Linked DNA regions of Homo sapiens: region 2 is linked to region 1. A link is an interaction called in ENCODE POLR2A ChIA-PET data of the cell type or tissue named here. Cell type or tissue: PC-9. All regions are shown on one strand.

The links. Peaks named below come from ENCODE experiments on the same cell type or tissue, not always from the same donor. Only the 100,000 strongest peaks of a DNase experiment are listed, where the experiment ranks them.
Region 2: POLR2A ChIA-PET joins it to region 1 with 11 read pairs; 6 of 35 experiments call an interaction of 5 or more read pairs at or near these places.

What each region holds. Positions count from the first base shown.
Region 1 is chr2:241,841,263-241,849,262 of GRCh38, forward strand. It overlaps LOC124905350 (a long non-coding RNA gene), which reads left to right and starts at 2,905. Exons shown (of 2, transcript XR_007088410.1): 1 at 2,905-3,216; 2 at 3,303-5,218. RefSeq lists silencers at 664-823, 1,755-2,049 and an enhancer at 1,427-2,124. In PC-9, no CTCF peak of the experiment used is centred here; no DNase peak of the experiment used is centred here; H3K27me3 peaks cover 3,560 bases.
Region 2 is chr2:241,776,412-241,784,411 of GRCh38, forward strand. It overlaps GAL3ST2 (galactose-3-O-sulfotransferase 2), which reads left to right and starts at 411. Exons shown (of 4, transcript NM_022134.3): 1 at 411-573. The coding sequence starts at 545. RefSeq lists enhancers at 465-1,085, 1,086-1,706, 1,707-2,326. In PC-9, no CTCF peak of the experiment used is centred here; no DNase peak of the experiment used is centred here.

The sequences.
Region 1 (8,000 bases):
TGGGAGCTTAGAATTTTATTTTTAGTTCTCAAAGCTAATCTGAAAAGGCCGCATGCTGTATGATTCCAACTATACAACATTCCGGGAGAGGCAATCTACCCAGACAGTAAGAATCCTCAGTGGTTGCCAGGGAAGGGAGGGGTGAATAGTGGAGCTCGGGGGAATTTCGGGGCAGGGAAGCCTCTCCTGACACCATCATGGTGGATACCTGACCTCATGCACTTGCCAGGACTCCCGGAACGCAAGACGCCAAGACTGGCCCCCAATTCGAGCTGTGGACCCTGCGTGATGGGGCCAGGTCAGTGCAGATTCGTCGCACAGCAAGGACCCAGCACCAAGGCAAAGGCGCTAACAATAGGGGTGCAGAGTGTGTGTGAGGGGCGAGGCGAGGGGCACATGGGGGCTCCGTCTACTTTCCACTCAGCTTTTCCATAAACCCCAAACTGCTTTAGATAGTAGAGCCTATTAATTTTTAAAAAAGTGTAGCTATAAAAATTCCAAGAAAAGAGAAGGAAGAAAGTGGATGACAATCAGTATAATCTTGAGGGCATCCACGTGGCCAATGGACTTGTGAAAACGTGATCGGCTGCAGGCCCGCCTTGGCTGAGGGACCCCCTGCCGCACCGGCCATTCCCCCCACAAGCCCAGACTTCCTGGAAGAGCTGGGGTCCTGCGTGCCACCTGCTCCGCCTCCTTCGGCCTGCAATGGTTCATTCTGTGTCAGCTTGGCCAGGCCGCAGGACTCTGATGTTGGTCAAACAGCAGTCCAGAAGTTTCAGTGAAGGTATTTTTCGAAGATAAAATTACCGCTGAGATCAGTAGACTTTGAATCAGCAGGTCAGCCTCCGCGACACAGGAGTCTCATCCAGTCTATGAAGGCCGGAGAGAAAGGAGAGAAAGGAGGATGGAATCCTGCCTGCAGGCATCTTTGGATTTGAGTGGCTACTTCGGCTCCTCCTGCGTCCCCAGCCTGCCTGCCTGCCGTAGTCATGTGAGCCAATTTCTCCAAGTAAGTTTCTCTCTCTCTGTCTCCACATTCTATTGGTTCTTTTTTTTTTTTTCTTTTTTTGAGACGGAGTTTTGTTCTTGTTGTTTAGGCTGGAGTGCAATGGCGCGATCTCGGCTCACTGCAACTTCCATCTCCTGGGTTCAAGCAATTCTCCTGCCTCAACCTCCCAAGTACCTGAGATTACAGGCATGCGCCACCACCCACGGCTAATTTTGTATTTTTAGTATAGATGGGGTTTCTCCATGTTGGTCAGGCTGGTCTCGAACTCCTGACCTCAAGTGATCTGCTTGTCCTGACCTCCCAAAGTGCTGGGATTACAGGCATGAGCCACCACTCCCGGCCTATTGGTTCTATTTCTCTAGAGAACTCTCACTACTACAGCTACACCTCCCTGGGCCTCAGTTTCCCCTTCTGTCCATCAGCGAGGCCGAAGGCTGCCATGGGCTGAGGTCTCACACCCGGCGCTCCTGCCCCTGCCCCTGATTCCGGGGCAGCCTGCATAGGCCAGGCAGTGGTCGAGGCCCACTTTCCCCGCCCAGCAACTGTGGTTCAGCGGTTCAGCGGCTGACCTCCCAGCCCAGAAACAGAAACTCTTTTTCTCTTGCAAAACAGAAAGTGTCCCCATTAAACACTCACTTCCCGCTGGCTCCCCCGACCCCGGGCCCCACCGTCTGCTTTTTCTGCCTATGAACCGGCCCACTCTGGGGACCTCGTGTGTGGGGAGTCACACAGTGTTTGTCCTTTTGTGGCTTGTGCCCCTCGGTGTGACGTCCTCGAGGTTCCTCCACGCTGCGGCGGGTGTGGGAGCCCTTCCTTCCTGAGGTGACTCCCTCTGTGCGGAATCACCGTGCTGTCCGTTCCTTCCTCCGGCGGTGGACACGGAGCTGCTGCTTCCACATGGCCGCTGATTGTGAATTGCGCTGCTGGGAATGGGGTGCACTGACTTCCATCTTTTTAAGGCTGAATACTCCTCCATGTATGTAATAACTTGGTTTTGCAGGTTGAATTGAGATAAAAACTGAAGACCCCAAACCAATCTTGGATTCTGTGGCTAAGCAGTTGGGGACGACGGTGCCCCCGTGCCCGGGGCAGGCATCCTGCGCTCTCACAGCCCTGGCCAGTGGCACCGGCAGTGCCCCTCCGGCCACACCCCGGCCAGGTTTTCTAAGGCTGGACAAACACAGGGGCCCCCACTGGTGGGTGCGGCAGACTGACTGGGGTCAGAGGTATGGGGAGAACACGCGGAGATCCACCCAAGAAGGGGAGCGATTGTGCCACAGTCGAGGGGGCCACGGCGATGGTGTGGTCACACGGCCTCGGTCACCCTCCAGAGGACCCTCCACATCCTGAACTCTCCAGAATCTCAGGAGCCTCACCCAGACTCAGAGCGAGGTTTGTCCACACTGGAGCCCTGACGCACGAGGGTAGAGACCACCAGGACTCACACCGCAGCCCCCCATGCGGCCCCACCAGCCCCCAGGGCCTTGGCGCTGCACCCAGATCGCCAGCCCGGTCTCCTGTAGCCCGAGGGTGGGTTCCCTTTCAGAGGCCCCCCGCTCACCTTCGCTCCTGCTGGGAGCCCTGGGCGGACTCCCCCCCACCCCGCCCAATTCCAAGGACCCCGGGCTCCATCCACGAGGCCCACAGGACCCGCGGTCCCCCGTGCAGAGTAAGGCGTCCAACGCCCACGCACTCCGCAGACCCGGCCGGTGGGTGTGGGCGGGGCTGGGGTGGGGCGCAGGGGTGGGGGCGGCGCTGCAGGGTCGGGGGCGCGGGGGCGCGGGGGCGCGGGGGCGCGGGCGTGGGTGGAGCTGGCCGGGCTCAGGGGCCTGGGACACGGGGCGGGGCCGCGCCTCTCTCGCTCCGGGTCCCACGCGCCCCGGCCTCCTCCCGGCACTGTCCCCCGGGGAGCCCCGAGGCCCGGCCACACCCAGGGCGCTCCTGAAGCCGCCGCAGCTGCTGTGCGAGGCCGGGCCGACCCGCCTGGGGCGCGTGGGTGGGGCGGGAGCGCAGCCGCAGCCCGGCGGCGACACAGGCCCGGGGCCAGCCGGGGACGGAAAAAGTGAGTGCGCGGCGGCGCGGGGCGGCCTGACGGGAAGGCGGGAGGCGAAGTGCTGACTGCGCCGCGGTCTCTCAGCCGCCAACACACCGCGGACGCCCGGGGACAGCGACCGCTTCCTCCCTCCCCGCCCGCCTTGTCTCTTTTTGTGAGTATCGATCTGAGCTCATGTTCTTTTTAACGTACTCAAAGTGTGTCAATCAATTAGGCTTTTTTTTTTTTTTTTTTTGACAGGGTCTTGCTCTGTCGCCCAGGCTGGAGTCAGTGGCACCATCGTGGCTCACTGCGGCCTCCACCTCCGGGACTCCAGGGATCCTCCCGCCTCAGCCTCCCGAGGAGCTGGGACCACCGCACCTGGCTAATTTTAAAATTTTTCCTTAGAGACAGGATCTCACTTTGCTGCCCAGGCTGGTCTCAAACTCCTGGGCTCAAGCGACCCTCCCGCCTCGGCCTCCCAAAGTGCCACCGTGCCAAGCCTCAGTTAGGTTTTTAATTTTAATTTGGCATTGTTTGATGCTCAGACTGCTGCCGTGTCATTTTCACACGACAGCAAGTTGGGGACAGCGAGTTGTTCTGTCCTGCGCGTGTGTCCCCTCATGGTCTTGAGTGACCTGACCCTCTGTGGGGAGCCCTGAGCCTCCTCCCTGCTCCCGCGGCCCCAGCTCTCAGCTGATGGAGGCTCCGGGGCGGGCTCAAGCCCCCGGCCGGCTTTGGACGGCTTTGCCGTTGCCGAGCCAGCGCCGTGAGCTCGTGGGCTCTGCGTCTGCACATGTTTGCCGGTGACCTCTGGGAAGTGTTTCGACGAGGATGGGGGTTGAGGGGGCAAAGGGCAAGTGCCCACCGCCTACCAGACAGCACCGGTGCGTCTCCAGCTCGGCTTCCCCGCCAGCCCCTCAGGCCTGCTCCCTGCTGCCTCGCCAACAGCCGCACCGTTGTCAGAGCTCTGTCAGCCTGGTGGATGTAGTTTCAACTTGTATTTTTGTTGAGAGAACCTGAACAACCTTTCATTGTTTAAGGGATATGGGTATGCACGCAGGCACTGCCGTATATACATATATTGTAGATACACACGTCCGCACACCTGTACACACACACCCACACACATACCCCTGTGTATGTACATACACACATTTGTATGCACACATATGTCTACACACGTGTAGACACGTGCACACACAGGCTCACGCACACACATTTTCTCTGAGCTGTTGGGTTATGTCTCCTGCACTTTCTCGTGTATTTTTGACCTTGCTTTTTCCAGACTCTTAGATCTTCCTACGACTGGCATATTCGCTCTTTTGTGGTGGTGCAAACATTTTCCCTCAGTTTGTTTATGATTTTTTTTGCCAAGCTAAAGTTTTTTGTTTTCCAATATATGGAGTTCAGTGTATCAGTCTTCTCTTTAATTGTTGCCTGATGTCCTTTATTCATTGGGAATGCCTTCCCCTCCCACACTGCAAGAATGCACCCACGGTTTCTTGTTTCTTGTAGGGTTCCTTTTTTTTTCTTTTTTGAGACGGAGTCTTGCTGTGTCGCCCAGGCTGGAGTGCAGTGGCATGATCTCGGCTCACTGCAAGCTCCGCCTCCCGGGTTCACGCCATTCTCCTGCCTCAGCCTCCCGAGTAGCTGGGACCACAGGTGCCCGCCACCATGCCCGGCTAATTTTTTGTGTTTTTAGTAGAGACAGGGTTTCACCGTGTTAGCCAGGATGGTCTCAATCTCCTGACCTTGTGATCCACCCGCCTCGACCTCCCAAAGTGCTGGGATCACAGGCGTGAGCCACCACGCGCGGCCAGGGTTCTTTTTGTATGCTTTTCTCTCTGCTGCATTTGGGATTTTGTGCATATGAGTCTAACTTAATACTTTTCCAGATGGCTATCCCTATCCCTGGGCAGTTGGTTAAAAAGTCGTTTTTCCCCTCACTGATTTGGGTCGCAGGGACTGGGCCTGTTCCTGTGTCTTCTGGTGCTTATCCCACCCTGTTTTCATTACAGTAAGTTTCCCCTGAGCTCATAAAGCTGGTCCTCTTTCACTTTCTTTTCATGGTTTTTTTGGCTGTTACTTGCTTGTTAATTTTTCCATATGAGCATGGTAGTTCCAGAACTGTGGTTTTTACTGGGATCGTATTAAATTTACAAATTGTATCGGAAGAACGTGCATGTTTGCAGCTGTGGCGCCTCTTCGGGGCCCGGGGGTCAGGGTGCCTTTGATTGAGTTCAGCCTCTGCGGCAGCTTTCCCACGTTTCTGGCTAGGTTTATGCCGGGAGCATCTTCTCTCTTGCTGTCCTAGATGAAACATCGCCCGCCACTCCGTCTCCTAGCGCACTGTGCTGTGAATGGGGTGAATGGGTGTATGAGAGCCGTGAATTTTGGACGCTGGCGCGCTGCGCTGTGAATGGGTGTTTGAGAGCCTTGAGTTCTGGATGCTAGCGCGCTGCGCTGTCAATGGATGAATGAGAGCCGTGAGTTCTGGATGCTGGCGCGCTGCGCTGTGAATGGGTGTTTGAGAGCCTTGAGTTCTGGATGCTGGCGCGCTGCGCTGTCAGTGGATGAATGAGAGACGTGAGTTCTGGATGCTAGCGCCCTGCGCTGTCAATGGATGAATGAGAGCCGTGAGTTCTGGATGCTGGCGCGCTGCGCTGTGAATGGGTGTTTGAGAGCCTTGAGTTCTGGATGCTGGCGCGCTGCGCTGTCAATGGATGAATGAGAGCCTTGAGTTCTGGATGCTGGCGCGCTGCGCTGTCAGTGGATGAATGAGAGACGTGAGTTCTGGATGCTGGCGCGCTGCGCTGTGAATGGGTGTATGAGAGCCTTGAGTTCTGGATGCTGGCGCGCTGCGCTGTGAATGGGTGTTTGAGAGCCTTGAGTTCTGGATGCTGGCGCGCTGCGCTGACAATGGATGAATGAGAGCCTTGAGTTCTGGATGCTGGCGCGCCGCGCTGTCAGTGGATGAATGAGAGACGTGAGTTCTGGACGCTGGTGCGCAGCGCTGTCAATGGATGAATGAAAGCCTTGAGTTCTGGATGCTGGCGCGCTGCGCTGTGAATGGGTGTTTGAGAGCCTTGAGTTCTGGATGCTGGCGTGCTGCGCTGTCAGTGGATGAATGAGAGACGTGAGTTCTGGACGCTGGCGCGCTGCGCTGTCAATGGATGAATGAGAGCCTTGAGTTCTGGATGCTGGCGCGCTGCGCTGTGAATGGGTGTTTGAGAGCCTTGAGTTCTGGATGCTGGCGTGCTGCGCTGTCAGTGGATGAATGAGAGACGTGAGTTCTGGACGCTGGCGCGCTGCGCTGTCAATGGATGAATGAAAGCCTTGAGTTCTGGATGCTGGCGCGCTGCGCTGTGAATGGGTGTATGAGAGCCTTGAGTTCTGGATGCTGGTGCGCTGCGCTGTCAATGGATGAATGAGAGCCGTGAGTTCTGGATGCTGGCGCGCTGCGCTGTGAATGGGTGTTTGAGAGCCTTGAGTTCTGGATGCTGGCGCGCTGCGCTGTCAGTGGATGAATGAGAGACGTGAGTTCTGGATGCTAGCGCGCTGCGCTGTCAATGGATGAATGAGAGCCGTGAGTTCTGGATGCTGGCGCGCTGCGCTGTGAATGGGTGTTTGAGAGCCTTGAGTTCTGGATGCTGGCGCGCTGCGCTGTCAATGGATGAATGAGAGCCTTGAGTTCTGGATGCTGGCGCGCTGCGCTGTCAGTGGATGAATGAGAGACGTGAGTTCTGGATGCTGGCGCGCTGCGCTGTGAATGGGTGTATGAGAGCCTTGAGTTCTGGATGCTGGCGCGCTGCGCTGTGAATGGGTGTTTGAGAGCCTTGAGTTCTGGATGCTGGCGCGCTGCGCTGACAATGGATGAATGAGAGCCTTGAGTTCTGGATGCTGGCGCGCTGCGCTGTGAATGGGTGTTTGAGAGCCTTGAGTTCTGGATGCTGGCGCGCTGCGCTGTGAATGGGTGTTTGAGAGCCTTGAGTTCTGGATGCTGGCGCGCTGCGCTGTCAATGGATGAATGAAAGCCTTGAGTTCTGGATGCTGGCGCGCTGCGCTGTGAATGGGTGTTTGAGAGCCTTGAGTTCTGGATGCTGGCGCGCCGCGCTGTCAGTGGATGAATGAGAGACGTGAGTTCTGGACGCTGGCGCGCTGCGCTGTCAATGGATGAATGAGAGCCTTGAGTTCTGGATGCTGGCGCGCTGCGCTGTGAATGGGTGTTTGAGAGCCTTGAGTTCTGGATGCTGGCGCGCTGCGCTGTCAGTGGATGAATGAGAGACGTGAGTTCTGGATGCTGGCGCGCTGCGCTGTCAATGGATGAATGAAAGCCTTGAGTTCTGGATGCTGGCGCGCTGCGCTGTGAATGGGTGTATGAGAGCCTTGAGTTCTGGATGCTGGTGCGCTGCGCTGTCAATGGATGAATGAGAGCCGTGAGTTCTGGATGCTGGCGCGCTGTGCTGTGAATGGGTGTTTGAGAGCCTTGAGTTCTGGATGCTGGCGCGCTGCGCTGTCAGTGGATGAATGAGAGCCGTGAGTTCTGGATGCTGGCGCGCTGCGCTGTGAATGGGTGTTTGAGAGCCTTGAGTTCTGGATGCTGGCGCGCTGCGCTGTCAATGGATGAATGAGAGCCGTGAATTCTGGACGCTGGCGCGCTGCGCTGTGAGTGGGTGTTTGAGAGCTGTGAGTTCTGGACGCTGATCTCACAGGCAGCACTCTATGGCTTTCTCATTGCCTGTGGTCATTTTCCATGGGACCTATCGGGTTTTGCGGATGGAAACCCACATCATGTGCAGAGCCCCCGGGCAGCGTTCCCTGCCAGGCCTGATCTGCCGGATCTCACCGGGAGTTCCCAGAGCTGCGAGGTCTCTGTGCCTGTCCCTGACACAGGCATGGGGTCCAGGACTGGGCTCCAGGATGGCAAGCAGAGAATGAGCCCCGGGGTGTCAGTGG
Region 2 (8,000 bases), 65 kb before region 1:
AGAAGAGGAGGACGAGGAGGGGGAGGAAGCTGGGAATTGGGCTGAGCTTTCCTCGCTCATCCTTGCAGTGGCCACAGGGCCCTCTGCCCTCTCGTCTGCGTCAGGTCCTGAGTTCTGAGTCCAGAAGCCGTCGCTGTGCTGTTGGAGCCCACCAAGCCCGTCCCTTGTGGGGACAGCTCCCTCCAAGCCCCCCGGGGGGATGGACACTGAGGGTGGGGCAGGGGAGCAGGGGTAGGCCCCAGGCAGGTCCTCCCAGGGCCTGGGGAACACAGGGGCCCATCGAGGGCTCCCCAGACTCCCTCAGCCAGTTCTTCCCGAGAACAGAACAGTTAAAACCAAGCCCTCCGATGGAGGTGCGGGGAGAGGGCGTGGCTCCCGTCCCAGGAGGCAGGTGAGCTTCTGGGGATTCCAGTTCACCTGCCCCACAGCCGCACCCTGCCTGTGCCTGCACCCTGGGGAGCCCAGAGCCGGCAGGGGCCGAGGCGGTGGGACCTCGGGGGAGCTCAAGCCTCGACTGTCCCCTCGCTGGAGGCCAGAGGCCAAGATGATGTCCATGCTGGGCGGCTTGCAGAGGTAAGGGGGGCAGTTGGACCCCCCAGGTGGACAAAGCGCTTCATCTGTGGCTATTCTGAGAGACGGACAGGAGTGGGTTTTGTTTGTCTTTCGAAGGAAGTGACTTGGATTTGGAGGCTGTTCCTACTCAGGCTTCCCTGAATTCACCTGTCTTGGCTTCGTTTCGGAAGTAGGGGGCCCCTCCTGCCCAGGCCTGGTGCTGCTTCTGGGTGTTTGGGGGTTCTGGGATGTGGGGCCCAGTGAGAAAGCTGCCCCCCAACACTGTGGCGTGGAGACGCTCGAGTGTCCGCGTGACGGCTGGGGAGGGTGAGACCTGCTGGGCTTGGGACCTCCCAGCCTCGGTCTGCGGCTCAGGCCCATGGCTGGGCCGTGTTGGTGGGAGTGCCAGGCGCTTGCTGGAGCGTTGGTCATGCGTGCGCTTCAGGATGCTCCCGGGGCTCTGGGTGGTGACGGGGAGGCTGGGCTCTGCTGTGCTGTCTCCCTTCTGTAAACAGAGGGGAGGTGGATTTCTTCCCAGTTAGGTTTGGAGGGGTGGTGGGTGTGGCTAAGGATGCCTTGCGTTTTCCTTCTCCTGCTCGCCATCCTGTTTGGGGTGATTCCAGGGCAGTTTGAAGCCGTCCCTGCGCTGGCAGGTCCCTGCCTCCCCGGGGCGTGTGCCGCCATGAATTCAGTTACCTTCCTTTAAGGGGTGACTTAAGACCAGCTGCCAGGACACTGGCTGAGGACACCCCGTCACAGGGCTGAGAGGTGTGGGGCCGGCTGCCTGGCCTGGACCATCCTAGATGCCCCCTCCTGTGGACATTGTGACCATATTGTGAAGAAGAGGCCCAGGGGCTGGGGAATCAGGCTCACTTGATTAGCTGGTGGCCAAGCTAGGGCCCCCCTGGCTGCCCTGGGGCCCCCCGAGGTCGGCCAGGGCGGGTGTGCCTGACCCCAGCTGAGACTCTGTGGGTGAGACATGGGAGGCATTGCAGCCGAAGGCCCTCGGGGAGCCCAGGGCACAGGCTCCTCAGCTGCTGGTCTCACTGCCTGGCAGGATGGGCTCACTGCAGCAGCCCATGCAGGCTGCACGTCCCACACTAAGGCCAGGGAGCTTTGGCTCCGGGTGTCCCAGGCTTCATTGAGCACGGCCTGCAGGAGGGAAGCCCCGAGTCACTTCCCCACAGCCCTGGACAGCAGCCTTCCTGAGCCTCGCATTTATTTTCCTGGGGTTGGGCAAGTGTGGGAGGCTCACCTCGCTTGTGTCAGCTTGCTTGGCCTGTGGGTGGAACAAATCAACAGCCCTGGGGACAAAGGGGACGGTAGTGTGTGGTGCCACTGGCACCCACCTGGGTGATTCAAGGAGCTGCCCAGAACAGAGGAGAGACTTTGCCTGCGCTAGTGAGGCCTAGTCTTGACCACCGGCCACGGGAAATCCAGGCCGCCGGGCAAAGTGCTCACTTGGATGCTTGCTGATCTTTTGTTTTGCTGGTGATGATTCAGGCACAAAACTCTGAGCTATGGCACTTGGGGGTGTTGCCTCCCTGGGGTGTGGCCAGGTATCTTTGGGGAGGAGGGGACTCATGATCAGAGAAGATGTGGTACAGAGCCCATGGGGGTCACCATGCCGGTGTGAACCCCCAAAATCTGAGACAGGTCTCGGTTAATTTAGAAAGCTTACTTTGCCAAGGGTGAGGACGTGCACCCATGACCCAGCCTCAGGAGGTCCTGATGACGTGTGCCCAAGGTGGTCAGGGCACAGTCTGGCTTTATACATTGTAGGGAGACATGAGACATCAGTCCGCATATGCAGGACGAACATTGGTTCGGTCTGGAGAGGCAGGACGGCTCGAAGCAAAGGCAGGAAGACTCCAAGTGGGGAGGGGACTTCCAGGTCACAGGCAGGTAAGAGACAAATGGTTGCATTCTTTTGAGTTTCTGATGAGCCTCTCCAAAGGAGGCAGTCAGATACGCATTTATCTCAGTGAGCAGAGGGGAGACTTTGAATACAATGGGGGGCAGGTTTGCCCTGAGCAGTTCCCAGCTAGACTCCTCCCTTTAGCTTGTAGTGATCTGGGGGCTCAAGATCTTTTCCTTTCACATTTCCCCCCATTTTCTCTTTAAAATCTTGGAGAAAGCTCTCCAAGATTTTAGAAGAAAATGAGTCTCTGGTCCCAGGTTTTGTCTTATCTCTCATGGCTAGGATAGTTTATTTCTAGACGGGCAGGTCCTGAGTTACTAGGAAAGCTCATTTTTTTTTTTTTTTTTTTTTTTTTTTTTTTTTTTTTGAGACGGAGTCTCGCTCTCTCTCCCAGTCTGGAGTGCAGTGGAGCGATCTCGGCTCACTGCAAGCTCCGCCTCCCGGGTTCACGCCATTCTCCCGCCTCAGCCTCCCGAGTAGCTGGGACTACAGGCGCCCGCCACCTCGCCCAGCTAATTTTTTGTATTTTTAGTAGAGATGGGGTTTCACCGTGTTAGCCAGGATGGTCTCCATCTCCTGACCTCGTGATCCGCCGGCCTTGGCCTCCCAAAGTGCTGGGATTACAGGCGTGAGCCACCGTGCCCGGCCCTGGGAAGTTCATTTTTTAGCAGGTTGTGAAGTGTCAAGTCCTAGGAAGACAAAATAGGAGAAGGAAGGAGAAAAACAACAACAAAGAAAAGAGCAATCCTGGAAAATCGATACAGGCCACACTACTCTGAAGTCCAAACATCAGTAGGCAAACATGAAAGTGGCTTATGTGGCCGGGCGCGGTGGCTCACACCTGTAATCCCAGCACTTTGGGAGGCCGAGGCGGGCGGATCACCTGAGATCAGGAGTTTGAGAACAGCCTGACCAACATGGAGAAACCCCGTCTCTACTAAAAAATACAAAATTAGCCGGGCATGGTGGTGCATGCCTGTAATCCCAGTTACTCAGGAGGCTGAGGCAGGAGAATTGCTTGAACCTGGGAAGCGGAGGTTGCGGTGAGCCGAGATCGTGCCATTGCACTCCAGCCTGGGCAACAAGAGCACAATCCCGTCTCAAAAAAAAAAAAAGTGGCTTATGTATGTAAATAGATTGCTGTTATTTTCTTCTGAAGTTTAAGTTGTCTAGCTTATTCCAAATTAGGAAAAATGGGAAAAAAAGAAAAAAATGCAAACATTATTTTGAAGACTTGTAGCCAAGAAAAATTAGAATTCAGTCCAAACTGCAGAAAATAGTAAAAATTGAAAAACATTAGGCAAGACTAGAATCTAACAACAGGTGTACTATAGTTTTTGAAAGATAATTTTTTGGTTGGGTGTGGTGGCTCACATCTGTAATCCCAGCACTTTGGGAGGCCGAGGTGGATGGATCATGAGGTCAGGAGTTTGAGACCAGCCTGGCCAACATGGTGAAACCCCATCTCTACTAAAAATACAAAAATTAGCTGGGCATGATGGTGGACGCTTGTAATTCCAGCTACTCAGAAGGCTGAGGCAGGAGAACTGCTTGAACCTGGGAGGTGGAGGATGCAGTGAGCTGAGATTGCACCACTGGACTCCAGCCTGGGTGACAGAGCGAGACTGTCTCAAAAAAACAAAATGACAACAAAAAAGAAACATAATCTTTTCTCTCTCCAGTTTCCCATTTTTACTAAAGACAAGTCATGGTAGGACTGGTTTGCTTTATTATGCTTGGCCTAATTATTTGTATACAGTGCAGCAAGAATAATTACTTTTTACATAGGCTTTTAAATTGGCTTTGATGGAACATTGATCCATAGGAGGAATCTCAGATAAGACTTTTTTAAAGCTGAGCCCAGCCACGAATTTGTGCCATTAAATATCTGTGAGTTGGGTGATCCTCTCCTCTTGAGGATCCAAGATAAACTTGGGGCTCCTGGACATGTCAGAAAGTGATATTCTTTACTTGCCACAGGTCAGGAACCCTGTTCGGGGACTCTGTAGACAAAAGTATGAGGCCAGTTTTTCCAAGGGGCATTTATTGGGTCCGTAAGTCAAGTTTGATTCCTTAAAGGAAAGCTCACCGTTCCAGTCAGTCTTGGTAAAATAACCAGTTTCTCCAATTGTGTCATGTTACAAATGAAAACAGATTCTTATTGCACTTATGCAAATAACTGTATTGTCATAAATTAAGAATGCTCACAGATAGTTTCCAAATTCTGGATAAATCAGGTAGAGAGAAACAAATATGCTTGAAATTTTGTTCACAGGAGTATACTTTACTCAATTCTTAAAAGCTGTAATAACTTAAAAGTTTTCTTAACTCTAAAAAACAAAACAAAGGATCAGCAATGTTTTACGAAAAACGTTAAAAAGATTACTTTAGTCTTCTGTCAGTTCAGTTTACACAGTTAACTCCTGTTCTGCTTGATATTCATGAACATTTCAGCTCTCCATGAGAGTCCTGAAAATTTTTTCCTCTATTCTGATGACACAGTCTCCAACGTTATCAGAACCCTGTATTTAAGAACACCTGTTAGAGTTCTATAGCTGATTATAAAACCACCGTAAAGAGGACCAAAACAAGACAACAATTGCCTGTGGATGATAAAAAGTTTTAGGACAGCCATAGTCAAAGACACAATTGACAAGGAAATTTGTTACCTTTGTGGCACAGTATAATTTAACATAAGAATTATAAATATTATTGATAACATACATTAAATTATATCAGAATTATAGGAGTTTCCCATAATTTTGGTACACATACCAATAACATATTTATACAAATACAGCCTAAAGAAAACCAAATACCATTTCATACTTGACAATGCTTCCTGTATAACTTTTATACCAAATAAGCCAAACTATGTCGTTTTTGGACTTTAGCAAACCTAATGTCTTAAAGGATTAATTAGGTCAGAAAAAGACGTAATTTATAATTTGATTTTGGAAAGTTTGTCAAGTATCAAAGGTTTAAAACACTTTATATCACAAAACAGGATCATTCATTTAACCAAGGTGGTAACTCAAGGATTTCAAAAAAGGCAAAAGCCTTCATTCTTTGAGAGAGGTGACTTAGTGTTCCAAACAATAAGCCCTAATAAAAACAGCATGAAGCCAATTTAATTTGCTTTTCAAAATTTTATAAATGATCTATAACATTTTAATCTTGATCATAAGATACAACTTCCATAAGCCTTTGTAACTTTTATTTAGGAGTTGGTTGATGCTTCAAGAAAACCTTGTTAATCTGGCACAGGCCCATATGCTGGTCTTGCATCAGTGTGTCTTTGACGTTAATGATTAATTTATAGAGAAACAACTTATTTTATCTCTCAAAATCAGCCCTTATAATCTCACAAGCCTACCTCTTCTGTGATTGTCCCTGGGCCTTGTGGAGTTAGATAGCTTTATTTATTTTATTTTATTTTATTTTTATTTATTTATTTTTGAGATGGAGTCTCGCTCTGTTGCCCAGTCTGGAGTGCAGTGGTGCAATTTCAGCTCACTGCAACCTCCACCTCCTGGGTTCAAGCTATTCTCCTGCATCAGCCTCCGGAGTAGCTGGGATTACAGGCACTCACCACCATGCCTGGCTAATTTTTGTATTTTTAGTAGAGATGGAGTTTCACCATGTTGGCCAGGCTGGTCTTGAACTTCTGACCTCAGGTGATCCATGTGTCTTGGCCTCCCAAAGTGCTGGGATTACAGGTGTGTACCACCATGCCTGTCCCCGAGGGGTTGAATAGCTTTAATTTCTGACTCTGTGTTTCAATAATGCAGTTTATTTTGATTGGCATCTTCTACTGGGGCTTTAATTGCTGTCAGTGTTTAAAATATAGCAGGACTTGGTGTCCTTTTTACACCCAGGAGTCAATGTCCTGTAATTCAGTGTCACAAGTACTTTAAAAGTGCATACAGAGAGATACGTGGATGGAATAACCTTAATTTAAAAATGTTTAAGGCTGGGTATGGTGGCTCACACCTGTAATCCCAGCATTTTGGGAGGCTGAGGTGGGTGGATCACCTGAGTTCAGGAGTTCAAGGCCAGCTTGGTCAACATGGTGAAACCCTGTCTCTACTAAAAATGTAACAAATTAGCTTCGTATGGTGGTGGGTGCCTGTAATCCTAGCTACTTCGAGGCTGAGGCAGAAGAATCGCTTGAACCCGGGAGGCAGAGGTTGCAGTGAGCCGAGATTGTGCCACTGCACTCCAGCCTGGGCAACAAAAGTGAAACTCCATCTCCAAAAAAAAAAACCCACACAAAAAAAGTTTAATCTCAATTTTTTTTCCTAAGGAAACCAAAACTTAATAATAATATGACAACTTGATCATATAAAAGTTTTTGTGTTTGTTTTTTTAAATATAATTCCTCTTATTGTGACTTACATAAACCATTCATTACATGTTTGGATTTTCTCGTTTGTCCTGAACTTCCCTGCATCTTAAACAACCAGTCATTTTACTCTAGGACTAAATTTACCATACAAGATTCTTTCTAATATGAAATTATTTCCCTTTAAGCTTTCTTACCAAAAAATCCTCTGTATTGTTATAACTTTCTATCTTGTTTCGTACATAAACTTTAAGCTTTGAATTAGACAAAAATTATTCACCTTTTTAAAAGGATACCATTTTTTTTAGCAAGAATGTTTTCCTTCAATATATTTTTATTGGAAAATATCCAAATATGAAATATCTATTATCTAATTTAATATAACTTTAGATTCTAAATTATGACGTTTGTCTGCAAGTATTTATTCTAATACATTTACCTAATTATTTTATTTTAATCATTTACTTATTTATGAAAACTGTGATATTCATCATTTAACGTTATGAAACTGCTCTTGCAAAATTATAACTGAGACAGTAAAAAACATCTGCCCTAACTGACTCCTTGTTGCTTCTAACCTCCAGGCCATCCTTGTTCATTCCTGGTTGGAGGCTGAACTAACTTTGGGAGGAACGAACTTAGTTTATAGTTTAGTTTTGAAACAAAAATGATAAGAGCCCTTTCCCAAAACAAACCTCCTTACTGCCTGTGGACTAGACTGTCTAAAGCCACAGGATTAGAATTTATGGTAATCTTACTAAATTCAAGCTGTAGCTATGGATCATTAAACAAATATTAATGTCTTCTTTTTTTTTTTTTTTTGAGATGGAGTCTTGCTCTCTTGCCCAGGCTGGAGTGCAGTGGTGCAATCGCAGCTCACTGCAACCTCCGTCTCCCGGGTTCATGCCATTCTCCAGCCTCAGCCTCCCGAGTAGCTGGGACTACAGGTGCTCACCACCACGCCCGGTTAATTTTTTGTATTTTTATTAGAAACGGCATTTCACCGTGTTAGCCAGGATGGTCTCGATCTCCTAACCTCGTGATCCACCTGCCTCGGCCTCCCAAAGTGCTGGGATTACAGGCGTGAGCCACCATGCCCGGCCTAAAGTCTTCTTTATTAAAGATTACACAAATAAAGACCATTCTGTTTTGGGCTGCCTTTATAGTTTTGCAACCCCTATG